Linked DNA regions of Homo sapiens: region 1 is linked to region 2. A link is an interaction called in ENCODE POLR2A ChIA-PET data of the cell type or tissue named here. Cell type or tissue: endothelial cell of umbilical vein. All regions are shown on one strand.

The links. ChIA-PET counts read pairs that join two places held together with the same protein. Peaks named below come from ENCODE experiments on the same cell type or tissue, not always from the same donor. Only the 100,000 strongest peaks of a DNase experiment are listed, where the experiment ranks them.
Region 1: POLR2A ChIA-PET joins it to region 2 with 10 read pairs; 2 of 35 experiments call an interaction of 5 or more read pairs at or near these places.

The regions. Positions count from the first base shown.
Region 1 is chr10:72,373,340-72,381,339 of GRCh38, reverse strand. MICU1 (mitochondrial calcium uptake 1) reads left to right here. Exons shown (of 12, transcript NM_001195518.2): 11 at 5,468-5,557. Among named protein-coding and RNA genes, the nearest start is that of DNAJB12, 22 kb to the right of the region's middle. In endothelial cell of umbilical vein, no CTCF peak of the experiment used is centred here; no DNase peak of the experiment used is centred here.
Region 2 is chr10:72,592,395-72,600,394 of GRCh38, reverse strand. All of the region lies in intron 1 of MICU1 (mitochondrial calcium uptake 1), which reads left to right. Among named protein-coding and RNA genes, the nearest start is that of MICU1, 30 kb to the left of the region's middle. In endothelial cell of umbilical vein, no CTCF peak of the experiment used is centred here; a DNase peak (open chromatin) is centred at 4,764.

The sequences.
Region 1 (8,000 bases), 220 kb after region 2:
TCTGCATCAGCCTTTCCAGGGCTGAAGCAGAACCATCTCCCCTCACTTAACCTTGGCCATCACCAGTCAGCTTTTGATTTTCTCCACTGCAGTCCGGTAAGGCAGGAATAGTACATGGCCACACAGCTTAGAGACTGTCAGCCCAACTTGTCATACCACCTTTCCAAACACTTTTGCATTAGGAAGAGGCAGGTAGCTCCTAACTGGGTCATGCTGCCTAAAGCTGTATCTGTGCATCAGAGGCAGCTGTGGAGAAAAACTCCCAGGGCCACATTCGTTACATGTGCTTTTCGTTGGATTGCTGTTGAATACACTTTTTAAGTTGTCCCTAAAATTGTCGGTATGAGTTCCTAGGGAATACTCAGTGTCTTCCACTGTAGGGGGTAGTCAGATCCACGGCCAACCTATAATTAATGCTGGTGCCTCACAACTCCCAGTTATTCAATTATTCATTCATCCCTCACCAAAAGGACTTGAGTATTTCCCATGTGACTTTTCTTTAATCTAAACCCTTTCTCCTCAGGGTGACAGATTCATGTCATGGAGGAATTGATATTGTCCATATATGGAAGGGATCATGTGGACCCAGTGTGTATAGGGAAAGGGCACCAGCCAAAATTCGAGACCCAGCTCTGTTACCATCTAGCATTGTGACCCTGGGCAAATTATTTAACGTCACATTTCCTCTGAGGTATCTTCCAGTTCTAAGATTCTCTGATTCCAAGTGGACATTTGGGCTCTCATCACTTCAGAGCTCTTCTGTTTAACTATTGTGGTGAATAGATTTATGTATGTAGTTTCTGATATTATATCACACAAACTCAGGGTTTCTTTTTACTGTTGAAACAGCCAGTCATGAATCATGCTGGAGAGTAAATTGGGGACCTGACACAACTCGGATTCTGCCTGGACTTTGCAAAAAGCCAGATGGTGCCAGATTTTTGAGTACTAGTTGAGCCCACTTCTACAAATTCTCTCCCATCCCAATCTAATAGGAATCACCCAATCGCACTTAAACCCTTTGTTCAGGCAGCTGGGCCAGATTTGTACAAAAATACGTAGTATTTAGAAAGCTAGGCCTTCGCTGGGGTGCCTTCATGCTCCCTGTAGACATCTTTCAGATTGGGAGCTGGAATCCCAACCATCAGTCAGCATCATCAAATAGGGAGGCCAGAATTCCAGTACCAACAACTGGTCTGCATAAAAAAGTTGAGATCTGGGAGGAAAACTTGTTCTGCTTGCTGTGATTATGACTGGATTCAGAGATATTGGAAGCAAATATGAATGAACCAACTCTCAGGACCAGCTGTCAAGCACTTGGCTTGTAATCTGCCGTCATCCCACTCATCCCAGGTGCTCCTAGTTTGACAGCTCACCAGCTATTAAATGTTGGCTTCCTGCACGACTCTGATTCATACCCCAGGGGCCTATAATGAGGATCTTGTACCAGGAAAGGGGACCCCAGCTAGGCTGTTTGCTGGCTAACATCCCAGTGGTTTGGGCTACAATAACTTAGCAGCCCTAGTTCTTCCTCCTATGGTAGGAAGGACACCAGAGCCCTCTCCATGTGAGATGGAACATAATCTATAACTTTCTGTGAAGAGATGGCATCTGTAATGAGGCATTCTTGCTGGAGGCCTCCAGAAGTCCCTATTCTACAACCACTTAATACCAATTTAATGAGCCTCTCATTAGAAATTGTCAAGAGCTCTCACTGACATCCTTGAGTATTATTTAATTAATGGTTTATTTACAGGAAAGGGCACCATCTTCATGGGGAGAAGATGAGTACTTGAAATATCAAGACAATTGCAGAAGGCTGTGCCCTGAGAGAATGGAAGAACTGGGAAAGAGAAAAGGAAGTCAGAAGCTTAAGGTTGATGTGAAATGCAGAAAAAGGAATGGTTAACAGAAAGTGTTCATGTTTATCTAATACAGAACAGGTTCCGATCCCCTTCTCAGGACACATTTCTGTGGCAGCAAAGAGTAAAGCTGTAGGCAATCACAGTTTAAGCGCTTCCAGTTCCTTCTGATCTCATTCTGTTTTCACTGAGTAATCTTTTGAGGTTAATCTTCTGAGGTGAATGGGGTTTCCTTAGTAGCTTTCCTACTGAGAAGTATAATGACCAGCTGTCATCATTGTAGTTCTCTTAACAGTTACTATTCTTATTGCAAATTGGCCTGATTTCTGTTCCTTCTGTGGACAGTTTAGTTAGCAGGAATAAGTTTTTCCTGAGCCAAATCAAGTATCTAGATTTGTGAGGCTAAATTTCTAAACTCTAGAGCGCTATAGTCTTGTAGATTTCCCAACACACATCTCATGAATATCCACCACAATATCTTATACTTCAGTCTTTTAGTACCAAAGAATGTTAATTTCCTCTTCACCCTAACTCAGATCCTGGGAGAAAAGATGGGATATTTCCACCCCAACCTCACCCTCAGATTCTAGATGACACCAATAAACCCTTCTTTGTGCTAGTAAGCCGCCTCAGCAGTTGTCTGGTGGCATCCCTCCACTTGAACATGAGAAAATTAAATCTAAAGAGATCAAGTGACTCCATCCGGGTCACACAGCACGTTGGTGGTGGGGCCAGAACTGGAGCCCAGGTCCCGTTACTCCAAGCCTTGTTTTCTACCGCATTACCTTGCTCCTCTGCATTGCTCCAGTGTTTGCATCTGCTGATGTTGGGGGCACTGTGGTGATGTATTAATTAATTCTTGCATTGCTATAAAGAACTACCTGAGACTGGGTAATTTATAAAGAAAAGAGGCTTAATTGGCTCACAGTTCCACAGGCTGTAAAGGAAGCATGGCTGAGGAGGCCTCAGGAAACTTACAATCCTGGTGAAAGGCGAAGAGGAAGGAGGCACGTCTCACATGGCCAGAGCAGGAGGAAGAGAGAGAGGTGGGAGGTGCCACACACTTAACCAGATCTCATGAGAACTCGCTTACTATCATGAGAACAGCAAGGGGGAAATCTGCCCCCATGATCCAGTAACCTCCTACCAGGCCCCTCCTCCAACACTGGGGATTACCATTTGTTTTTGGATTTTCAGGGTTTTTTTGTTTTTGTTTTGCTTTTGTGAGACAGAGTCCCGCTCTGTAACCGAGGCTGGAGTGCAGTGGCACAGTCTTGGCTCACTGCAACCTCCGCCTCCCAGGTTCAAGTGATTCTCATGTCTCAGCCTCCTGAGTAGCTTGGACTATAGGTGCGCACCACCACGCCCAGCTAATTTTTGTATTTATTTTAGTAGAGACAGGGTTTCACCATGTTGGCCAGGCTGGTCTCGAACTCCTGACCTCAGGTGATCCATCAGCCTTGGCCTCCCAAAGTGCTGGGATTACAGGTGTAAGCCACCACGCCTGGCCTGGGAATTACAATTTGACATGAGATTTGGGTGGGGGCACAAATCTAAACCGTATCGGGTAAATATATGGAGGTGATAGAGGCAAAGTGAAAGATCAAATGCAAAAAATGACAAGATGGGCTGATAATAGGAACTGAAATTATAGGAATGCGATAAACAAGGCACAGTGGTTCTAGTTTAAGTTCACTTGGCTTCTGGATGAATCTAATGTGATGATTATAGAGAGCTCTTCATTACCAGCATAAATGGAAATTAATCCTTTTCTTTCCCTCATATTTTACCTCACTTAAGAATGTGTCCAGAAGCAATAACATGATTTATAGGTGTAGCTAGACCAGGTTTGAGGATAAATGAGAGAGAAGGCAGTGGAAATTGCCTCGTCCTTCCTGTCTTGTCTTTCATGAGAACCCAATTCTAACATAATTGCTAGTGTTTGACGGTGAATGTCTGGGAAAGAGAAAACGGCAAGAGAAAAGTGATTTTTTGCTGAGGTCTAAAAATATATATTTTTTAAAAGAAAGATATGCATCCTGAACTATTGGCCGGGCCCGCTGAGTGTGGTGGCTCACCCCTGTAATCCCAGCACTTTGAGAGGCCGAGGTGGGCAGATCACCTGAGGTCAGGAGTTCAAGACCACCCTGGCCAACATGGTGAAACCCCATCTCTACTAAAAATATAAAAATTAGCCAGGCGTGATGGCAGGCACCAGTAGTCCCAGCTACTTGGGAGGCTGAAGCAGGAGAATTGTTTGAACCCGGAAGGCAGTGGTTGCAGTGAGCCGAGATCGTGCCACTGCACTCCAGTCTGGCGGACAGAGTAAGACTCTGTCTCAAAAAAAAAAAGAAAGATACGCATCCTGAACTGTTAAGACAAGGGCCAGTGCATATACCAATGGGCTCAGTTGGAAGAAGTCTGGTGCAAAACCAGTAGGGAGGAGGGACAGAGTTGGGCAGGGAGGGCTCACTGTGCAGGCACTTAGCTGTCATTCACCCACCAAGGCGTGAAGCCTTAGTGTACTCACACCACAGACAAGCCTCCTTGTTCCCACCACCCATTTATATATTTCTATAAATATATATATAAATATAAAAATATATATGGCATAAAATGTGCCATTATAACCATTTTTAAATATACAAGTCAGTGGAATTACATTAATTACATTCACAATGTTGTACAACCATCATCACTATTTTCAAAATTTTTCCATCACCCCAGACAGAAATTCTGTATACATAAAGCAGTAACTCCCCATTCCCCTCAGCCCACAATAACCTCTAATCTACTTTCTGTCTATAAATTGAATATCAGGCACTTTTTATTTTTTGAGACAGTGTCTCACTCTGTTACATAGAGTGTTACTCCAGTACAGTGGCGCCATCTCAGCTCATTGAAACCTCTGCCTCCTGGGCTCAAGCTATCCTCTCACCTCAGCCTCCCAAGTAGCTGGTGCACACCACCATGCCGGGCTAATTTTTTGTATTTTTTGTAGAGACAGGGTTTCGCCATGTTGCCTCGGAATCCCAAAGTGCTGGGATTACAGGTATGAGCCACCGCGCCTGGCCAGCCTAGGCATTCTTAATTAACTATATATACCTCCTAAACTGTAGCAGCAGTAGAAAAGAACAGAACTTGAGGTGAAAAGGAGGGAGCTTATGAATAAAAACTCAATTATCATTTTTTCTTTTTTTTTTTGAAACGGAGTCTCACTCTCCCAGGCTGGAGAGCAGTGGCGTGATCTCAGCTCACTGCAACCTCCGCCTCTCGGGTTCAAGCAATTCTCTGCCTCAGCCTCCCAAGTAGCTGGGATTACAGGCACCGGCTAATTTTTTGTATTTTTAGTAGAGACAGGGTTTCACCATCTTGGCCAGGCTGGTCTTGAAGTTCTGGCCTCAGGTGATCCACCCTCCTCGGCCTCCCAAAGTGCTGGAATTACAGGCATGAGCCACTGTGGCCAGCCTAACTTATCATTTTCTTAAATGTGACTTAAATGCAGTTGAAAACTTGTATTATGACTGAGTCGTTTTATCCCCTGAATCAGAGAAAGCAAAATGAAAATCCCTCTGCTGTGCTAATGCACCTCTTTCTTTTTTCAGTGACCATGCAGCAGGTGGCCAGGACAGTGGCTAAAGTGGAGCTCTCAGACCACGTGTGTGATGTGGTGTTTGCACTCTTTGACTGTGATGGTGAGTGGGGCCCTCTGGAGCCCGGAGGGGAAACAGCCTAGCTGCCCTTAGAGGCCCTTGTGTATAATGGAGCCTTGCGGACAGCATCTGTGTACCAGCCCATCCTCTTCAAGCTACCCACCTTTCTCACATTAGCACCTCAGCCCTTGGCATGATGATACTGAGAAATCGAACCCCTGGCCCTGGCTTCTGTTTTCCATTTCTTCTTCTTATAATTCCAATATGCCTATAGGCCTAAATTAATTTATGACCATAAGCATCTTAAAAATGGAAACAAAAATGTCAGACTCAACTTGCTACTTAGCGGATACGGAGCACTCAGGTATCTGAGTGTCTTTAGAAAGAAGGCAGTACTGATCTCTCCACCACCCAGGGCACATTCCAGCCAGTTGCATTCCATCTCCATAGCATTCCAGCTCCACACAGTGGTCTGTTGTGTCTGTGGCCACTCTGCTCTGTCATTTAGCCCATTCAAGAGATCTGGTTCTGGTTTGACCTTGGCATTATTTTTTAGGTATGGTAGCTGATATACTAATAACAACAATAACAACGGATGCTTACACTTTTTCAATGCTTACTATGAGCCAGAAAGTTAATCTGCTCATTTAATCTTCTGACCTAGGTATTGTTATTGACCACTTTTTACTGATGAGAAAGCTGAGACTCAGAGAGGTTAAGTAGATTTCCTAAGGTCACAAAGATAATAGTATTTGGGAGGCTGAGGCAGGCGGATCACCTGAGGTCAGGAGCTCAAGACCAGCCTGGCCAACATGGTGAAACCCCGTCTCTATTAAAAATACAAAAATTAGCCAGGCACAGTGGTGCGTGCCTGAAATCCCAGCTACTCGAGAGGCTGAGGCAAGAGAATCACTTGAACCCGGGAGGCAGCAGGGAGCAGAGATCGTGCCACAACACTCCAGCCTGGGCGACAGAGCGAGACTCTATCTCAAAAAAAAAAAAAAAAAAAAAAAAAAGATAATAGTAGATGGCAAAACCAGGATTTGAACTAAAACTGTACTGCCCCCTCTGTTTTATTTACTATATTACCACCCTCTCTTACCCCACAGCCAGTATTTGTTGTTCATCATCCTCCAGAAAGCTGGGCTAATGGAATTCAAGAGCCTGCTCAAAAGCTCCAGCCTATGGAGCTTCCCTTTTGGTCCCAGCATAAGAATCACTTCTGGGCTTTTTTATTCCTTAACATGGTTCCCTGAGCTTTTTAAGGGTAGTTGCAAGTCCTTTTCACCTTCCTACCCCCCATAGGACCTTGGATAGTACTTCTCACATAATAGGTGTTCATTAACTTGAATTATTTATGTTATTAAGTTGAACTTGAGTTATTTAAATCTCTAGCCTTGGCCTGGCGTGGTGGCTCATACCTGTAATCCCAGCACTTTAGGAGGCTAAGGCAGGAAGATGGTTTGAGCCCAGGAGTTTGAGACCAGCCTGGGCAATATAGTAAGACCATGTCTCTACAAAAAATTTTAAAAATTAGCCAGGCATGGTAGCACATGTGTGCCTATAGTCCCAGCTACTCAGGAGGCTGAAGTGAGAGGATCGCTTGAAGCGGGGAAGTCAAGACTGCAGTGAGCCATGATCACACCACTGCACTACAGCCTGGGTGACAGAGTGAGACCCTGTCTCAAAAAGTACAATTAAATAAATAAAATAAATCTCCAGCCTATACCTACAAAACCAAGGTTGAACTCAAAGGAAGCCCTAGGGCTAGGTTAAAGAGATGGCCTCACTCTCAGGTAGGGGTGGGTTTATTCTCTAGAGCTGCCCTGTCCACAGTATGATACCACCAAGGCACATGTGGCTATTAGCTACATTTAAATTTAAACTAGCTAGTGGCTACTGTATTGAATAGCACAAATATAAAACATTTCCCACATCGCAGAGAGTTCTAATGCACAGCAGTGCTGTAGACATATATTAACTTTCTCCAGATTTTTGTTTTCACTCCAATCACTTCTAGGTGGTTTAAATTTTTTCCAAAAAACATTTATTTTTATTATTTTTATAATTTTTGAAGCCAATATCCAAGACCTGGTCTGTGAAGTAAATATGGGAATAAATGCAACTAGCTTCTCAAGTCCCCCCTTTTCCCTAGAAGTCCTGGAAAATGATGTTTGATTTTCTAGCTTTTTAGAAAGAGGTTCTGTCATTATCTACTTAAATCACCTTTGGAAAATTATTTAACATCTCTGAGATTTATTTTCTTAATCTAGAAAGAAAAAGTATACTTAACAAAAAGCCGTTGTTATTTTTACCACTGCAAGATCTTAGGTCAAAATGCCAAAGGAAAGCCTGTAGAGTGGCTCACAACTGTAATCCCAGCAACTTGGGAGGCTGAGATGGGAAGATCACTTGAGGCCAGGAGTTCAAGACCAGCTTAGGCAACATAGCGAGATCCCATCGCTACAAAAAATAAGTTTAGCCA
Region 2 (8,000 bases):
TTACAGGTGTGAGGCACTGTGCCTGGCCATAAATTTTTCTTTCCTCACAATTCCACAGAAAGAAGACTCATTTTTATTGTAGATCTTTTTTTTTTTTTTTTTGAGATGGAGTTTCACTCTTGTCACCCAGGCTGGAGTGCAATGGCACAGTCTTGGCCCACTGCAACCTCCCCATCCCGGATTCAAGCAGTTCTCCTGCCTCAACCCCCAGAGTAGCTGGGACTACAGACGCCCACCATCATGTCCCGCTAATTTTTGTATTTTTGGTAGAGACGGGGTTTCACCATGTTGGCCAGACTGGTCTTGAACTCCTGACCTCAGGTGATCCACCGGCCTCAGCCTCCCAAAGTGGTGGGATTACAGGCGTGAGCCACCATGCCTGGCCATGACTTTCTTTTTCTTTCCTCACAATTCCAGAGGGAGAAGATTCATTTTATTGTAGATCTTAGCAGCCTTGGCATATGATTCTTTTCTTCTTATGAAGTCAAAAACTTTTATCTTTCCACTTAAAAGAAGCACTTTAATAAAGTCTAATGAAGTCTACCAGGGTATTGTCACTTTGAGAGTGTGTGTTTGTGTGCATAGGCGGGTGATAAACTTGGAGAATGAATTTCATACATTGGTATTGTGGTACATAATAGAAGTTGCCAATGTAAGTAAGAAAGAGGAAGGAAGGAAGAAAGAAGGCAGGAAGTAAGGAAGGAAGAAAGAAGGGAGGGAAGGATGGAGGCAGGTTTTGGGTGATGCTGGCTTTACTGTTTCTCTTTAACAAATCTGAATTGCTAGCATCACTACTCTTGGGCTTTAGGGCCTTTATTAAGTAAAATAACATAAGCACTGTGATGCTGAACAGTTGATCTGATAAGCCAGAGGGCTCCTAAGTGACTCTAAGGGGTGTGTAGTGTGTAGAGCATGGATATGCTGGGTAAAGGGATGATTCATGTTCCAGGTGGGATGGAGTTGCATGGTTCAGGGTTTCATCTTGCTACTCAGAACAGCGCCTGATGTAAAACTTATCAATTGTTTATTTCTAGGAATTCACATTTAATATTTTAAATATTAATATTTAAATGTTTGCATTTAATACTTTTTAAATTCTGCATTTAATAATTTGAATTTAAGACTTGTAAGTCCATTGTACTTCATTGTTATACACATTATTGTTCTCTTCTCTCTTTTGGTGTTTAGGAATGCTTTGTGTTAACACAAAGGCCAGGGTGAGAGCTGCAAGCCAGGGAAAGATGAACCGAGGCATTTAGATTACCACCTACATTGGCTTGCCAGACAGAAGCTCTGCCTGGGGATAAAGATGAGGATAAACATAAGGCATTTGGTGTTTCCTTTGTGTCCTGACTTAGAAATCTGACCATGGACGATGGAACGGGAAACTCACATTTTAGGGTGTATTAATAGCTCTCTTTAGTCTTGAGAAATATCAGTGAGGCTGAAAGTGCCTTGGAATGACTTTGCAGGTTTAAGATATGAATGGGAAAAAAAAGAAAAAGGGAAGAAAAGGAGTAAGGAGAAAAGAAAAGGAGGGATTAGGGTTACATTTCATGGGGCTGGTAGAATGCTCTGAAATAGTTTTTTCCAGACCCTAATATTTAGGAATAAATTTTAAGGTAGTATTATTTTAATATTTCATTTTTTGGGGTTATTCTTCATTTAGGATCTAGTAAAAATAATCCGGACCTTTTCACATAACCATTGTCAGGATTTCCTCTTGTAAGTGATTATATGCATCTCAGGAAAACATTAATGGTTATTCTCTTTTTATGGGTATATTTGATTGAGCTAATCTGTAGGGGTTAGCAGAGACAGCTTAAGAATATATTTTGAGGCCCGGCACGGTGGCTGACACCTGTAATCCTAGCACTTTGGAAGGCTGAGGCGGGTGGATCACTTGAGGTCAGGAGTTCAAGACCAGCCTGGCCAACATGGTGAAACCCTGTTTCTACTAAAAATACAAAAATCAGCCAGACGTGGTGGCGGGCGCCTGTAGTCTCAGCTACTTGGGAGGCTGAGGCAAGGGAATTGCTTGAATCCAGGAGGCAGAGGTTGCAGTGAGCCGAGATCATGCCACTGCAATCCAACCTGGGCGACAGGGCAAGGGTCCCATCTCAAAAAAAAAAAGAATATATTTTGAAAGATGAAGTTTAAGTAGCTCCTCTACCTCTCTTACCTCAGTGATAGATATATTATTTTTGTTTTGTTAATTCCTCTATTCTCTACACAAAATAGGGATGTGATGACTAATAGCATTAGCTACTTTTAATGCTTTTAGTTCTGGTTAGTTTTTCATATCTCTAATACTAATTCTCAACTGGGGTTTCATGTCTGAACCACAGAATGCAGAGAATGATTTCAGTGGTTATTTTCACATTTCTCCTCAGATTGGTACATAACTACAGATTGAGCATCCTTAATCCAAAAACTTGAAATCTGAAATGCTCCCAAATCTGAAACTTTTTGACCACTGACATGATGCTACAAGTGGAAAATGCCACACCTAACCTCATGTGACTGGCTGCAGTCATAACACAGGCGCACAACACACAGTTTATTCAGTGGCCCCAAGGGAAAGGAGACCAATCCAGCCTCCTTCAGCTGCAATATATCTTTTGTGCACAATGTACGCAAACTTTGTTTCATGCAAAAATTACAAAAAATGTTGTATAAAATAACCTTCAGGCTATATGTATAAGGTATATATGAAGCATAAATGAATTTCATGTTTAGACGTGAAATTTTATGACTGTACACTTCTGAACCATACACTTAAAAATGATTAACACAATAAATTTAATGATACACATTTCATGTTCTATTCCTAAGATATCTCATTATGTATTTACATATATTCCAAAATGCAAAAAAACCCTAAAAGTCCAAAACACTTATGATCTCAAGCATTTCAGATGAGGGATACTCAGCCTGTAGTACCGTTCTAGATGCATAAGCCCAAGAATGTCTTAAGTCTCTCATGGAACTCCTGTTGAGAAAGGCTACAAGATGTCAGTAGCCATTCTTTGCAGTTGACTCTCCACCATAGCTACGTAGGGATGACATATACTGAAACAGATGAAAGATTTCAAGTAGGAAGGATTATGGGAATTTTTACCTATTTCGTACTGTTTTGGAGAATAGTGTGAGCAATTGTGGGTGTAATTGAGTATTCCTCAAGGAATATGAAATATGTATATTCATTGTGATAGAATCTGGATAAATGATGTTTATAAACGGAAAATGCCATATAGTGTGAAATAAAATTTTTTTAAATTAATAGACTTTTGGGGGAGCAGTTCTAGGTTTACAGAAAAAACTGAGCAAAAAGTACAGAGTTCCCACATATGCCTTCATCTCGCCCCCCAATTTCCCCTATTTTTATCTTGCATTAGTGTGATACATTTATTAAAATTGATGAGCCAATATTGAAACATTATTATTAACTAAAGTCCATAGTTTACATCAGGGTTTACTCTTTTTGTTGTTTGTTCTTCATGTTGGTTTTTTTTTTTTTTTGAGACGGGGTCTTCCTCTGTCACCCAGGCTGGAGTGCAGTGGCGCCATCTCGGCTCATTGCAACCTCTGCCTCCTGGGTTCAAGCAATTCTCCTGCCTCAGCCTCCCGAGTAGCTGGGATTACAGGTGCCCACCACCATGCCTGGCTAATTTTTGTATTTTTAGTAGAGATAGGGTTTCACCATGTTGGCCAGGGTGGTCCCGAACTCCTGACCTCAAGTTGGTCCACCCACCTCGGCCTCCCAAAGTGCTGGGGATTACAGGTGTGAGCCACTGTACCTGGCCCTGTGTTGGATTTTTGTTTGTTTTTGAATTCTTATTGTGATAAACATATAACATCAAATTTGTTGTCTTAATCATTTTTAAGTGTATGGTTCAGAAGTGTTAAGTATAGCCACATCTTACAGCAGATTTCTAGAACTTAAAAAATCTTTTTTTGAGACAGGGTCTCTCTGTCACTCAGGCTGGAGCACAGTGGCATGATCAGGAGTCCCTGTAGCCTTGACCTCCCGGGCTCAAGCAATCCTCCTGTCTCAGTCTCCTGAGTAGCTGGGATTACAGGTATGTACTACCATGCCTGGCTAATTAAAAAATGTTTCAGCGGGGCACAGTGGCTCACGCCTGTAATCCCAGCACTTTGGGAGGCTGAGGCGGGCAGACCATGAGGTCAGGAGTTCGAGACCAACACAGTGAAACCCCATCTCTACTAAAAATACAAAAATTAGCTGGGCGTGGTGGTGGGCGCCTGTAATCCCAGCTACTGGGGAGGCTGAGGCGGGAGAATCACTTGAACCTGGGAGGCAGAGGTTGCAGTGAGCCAAGATTGTGCCACTGCACTCCGGCCTGGGCAGCAGAGCAAGACTCTGTCTCAAAAAAAAAAAAAAAAAAGAAAAAAATTTTTTTATTGTGGAGACAGTCTCCTCACTGTGTTGCCCAGACTAGTTTTGAACAACTGGGCTCAAGCCATCCTTCCTCCTCAGCTTCCCCAAGTGTTGGGATTATAGGTGAGAGCCACTGCACCTGGCCTAGAATGTTTTCATCCAAAATTTTTTAAAAAGCCTCTATGGGAAAGGGAGCTAACCAGTGGTAGCGTGTGAGAAGATAAATCTTTTCTAGAAATTGAGATATCTTCCTTTAGCTTGTCCAGACCTTTGTGGCATGCTTCACAGGTTTACTTAAAGATAGCAAAAAGTTATTTCCTACAATTAGCAGGACCAAGAGCTTTGTTTTTGTGAGGAAAGTAGTCAGAAGTGTGGAAGAAGTGGTTGTTTAGATTGGCATGAATGAAATAGCTATGTTAGCCATTTTTCCAGATTCTGCCTGTATTTCTGCTTATCATTTTGGCATTATTCCTCCAAATACTGCTCTTATCTTTGATGTATATGGTCTTTTTTTTTTTTCTTTTTTTCTTTTTTTTTTTTTTTTTGAGACAGAGTCTCTGTCACCCAGGTTGGAGTGCAGTGATGCGATCTTGGCTCACTGCAACCTCCGTCTCCTGAGTTCAAGCGATTCTCCTGGTTCGGTCTCCAGAGTAGCTGGGACTTCGGGCATGTGCCACCCTGCCCGGCTAATTTTTGTATTTGTAGTAGAGACGGGGTTTCTCCATGTTGGCCAGGCTGGTCTCAGACTCCTAACCTTAAGTGATCTGCCTGCCTTGGCCTCCCCGAAGTGCTAAGATTACAGATGTGAGCCACCGCGCCCAGCCTGATATATGGTCTTATGTACAGGCATGATCATTTCTCCCACTAGGTCTCTATTCTTGGATTTACACATGGAAAAATACGGAATTTCAGCTCGTTTCTTTATAAGGACAGTGTTCATAAATTTATATGGATCTTCTTGTTGATACTTCAATATGCTTATATAAATGTATCATACCTAAGTCTTGTATTCGATTTTCTTTTTGATGTTTTCTCATTTTTCATTGGTTCATCTTTTTTTTTTTTTTGGATTGTACTTTTTTTGAGACAGGGTCTCACTTTGTCATCCAGGCTGGAATGCAGTAGCACAGTCTTGGCTTACTGCAGCCTCAACCTCCTGGGCTCAAGTGATCGTCCTTCCTCAGCCTCCCCAGTAGCTGGGACTACAGGTGCACCATCATGTCCAGCTAATTAAAGAAAACATTCTAAACATTTTTTGTAGAGACAGGGTCTTGCTATGTTGACCAGGCTGGACTTGAACTCTGGGCCTCAAGCAGTCCTCCTACCTCGGTCCCTGAAAGTGCTGGGATTGCAGATGTGAGCCACCACACCTGGCTATCTTTTTACTCCATTGATAGTGTCTTTTGATGGATAAATTTTTAAATTTTCATGAAGTCTAATTTGTCTATTTTTTTCTTTTGTTGCCTTTGCCTTTGGAATCATATCCAAAGAAATCATTGCCAAATCTAGTGTCATGAAGCTTTTTCCCTATCTAGGTTTTCTAGGAGTTTTATGATTTTAGGTGTTACATTTAGGCCTTTCATCTATTTTGAGTTAATTTTTGTATGTGGTGTTAAGTAAGGGTTCAACTTTCTCTTTTGCATCTAGATACCCAGTTTGTCCAGCACCATTTATAGTGCTTTCTTTTTATGTGGATCTTCTTGTTGATACTTCAGTATGCTTATATTTGTCCTTTCCCTCATTGAATGATCTTGACACTCTTGTCAGAAATCATGTGACCACGTATGTGAGGGCTTGTTTCTGGACTTTATTCCATTGGTCTATATGTTTGCCCTTCTGCTAGTACTACACTGTTTTGGATTGCTCAAGCTTTGTAATAAGTTCTGAAATCAGGAAGTGTGAGATCCCCTTATTGTTTCTCTTTTTCAAGCTTATTTTGGCTATTCAGTCTCTTGAGATTCTGTATGAATTTTAACATGGGTTTTTCTATTTCTTCAAACAATGTCATTGGGATTTTGATGGGATTGCATTGAATCTGTAGATCACTTTGACTAGTATTGTATCTTAACAGTATTAAGTCTTCCAATCCACGAGCTTGGGGTATGTTTCTACTTATTCCTATCTTTAATTTCTTTCAACAGTGTTTTGTAGTTTTCATTGTACAAGTTTTTTTACTTCCTTGGTTAATACCTAAAGATTTTATTATTTTTGGTGCCATTGTAAACGGAATTGTTTTTGTAATTTCCTTTTCCAATTGTTTATCACTAGTGTATAGAAATGCAGTTCAGTTTTGCATATTGACTTTGTATCCTGCAAAACATCTTGCTGAATTCATTTATTAGTTCTAACAGTTTTTTGGTGCAATCTTTAGGATTTTCTACATATAAGATCATGTCGTCTGTGAAGAGATAATTTGATAATTTTACTTCTTCCTTTCCAATTTAGATGCTTTTTGGTTTTTTTTTTTTTTGGAGACAGAGTCCGACTGTCGCCCAGACTGTAGTACAGTAGCACGATCTTGGCTCACTACAACCTCCATCTCCCAGGTTCAAGCGATTAGAGCCAGGGTTTCGCCATGTTGGCCAGGCTGGTCTTGAACTCCTGACCTCAAGTGATCCGCCTGCCTAAGCCTCCCAAAGTGCTGGGATTACAGGTGTGTGCCACCACGCCTGGCTGCTTTTTGTTTCTTTATTGCCTCCCTAATTGGTCTTGCTAGAACTTAGTACTATGTTGAATAAAAGCAGTGAAAGTAGACATCCTTGCCTTGTTCTTGATCTTAAAGGAAAAGCTTTCAGTTTTTTACCATTGAGTGCAATGTGTGCTCTGGGTTTTCCATATATGGCTTATTTTGAGATAGTTTCCTTCTCTTCCTAGTTAAGTGTTTTTATTATGAAAGAGTATGGAATTGGGTGGGCATGGTGTCTCATGCCTGTAATCTCAGCACTTTGGGAGGGCGAAGTGGGTGGATCACCTGAGGTCAGGAGTTCAAGACCAGCCTGGCCAACAAGGTGAAACCCCGTCTCTACTAAAAATACAAAAGGAATTAGCCAGGCATGGTGTCAGGTGCCTGTAATTTCAGGTACTTGGGAGGCTGAGGCAGGAGAATCGCTTGAACCCGGGAGGCAGAGGTTGCAGTGAGCCGAGATTGCGCCATTGCTCTCCAGCCTGGGCAACAAGAGTGAAACTCCATCTCAAAAAAAAAAAAAAAAGAAAGAAAAGTGTGTGGAATTTTGGGAAATGCTCTTTCTGCATGAATTGAGATGACCATGTAGATTTTTCTTCATTCTGTTAATGTTGTATATTGCATTAATTAGTTTTCATCTGTTGAACCATCCTTGGATTCTAGGAATAAATCCCACTTTGTCATGGTGTCTAAGTGTTTTTTTATGCTGCTGCATTTGGTTTGCCGGTATTTTGTTTAGGATTTTTACACCAGTATTCATAAGGGATATTGGTCTATAGTTTTCTTGTAGTGTCTTTGTCTGGCTTTGATATTAGTGTAATATTGGCCTCAAAGAATGAGTTAGGAAGTGTTTCCTCTTCTTCAATCTTGTGGAAATGTTCTTAGTAGGATTGGTGTTAGTTTTTCTTTAAATGT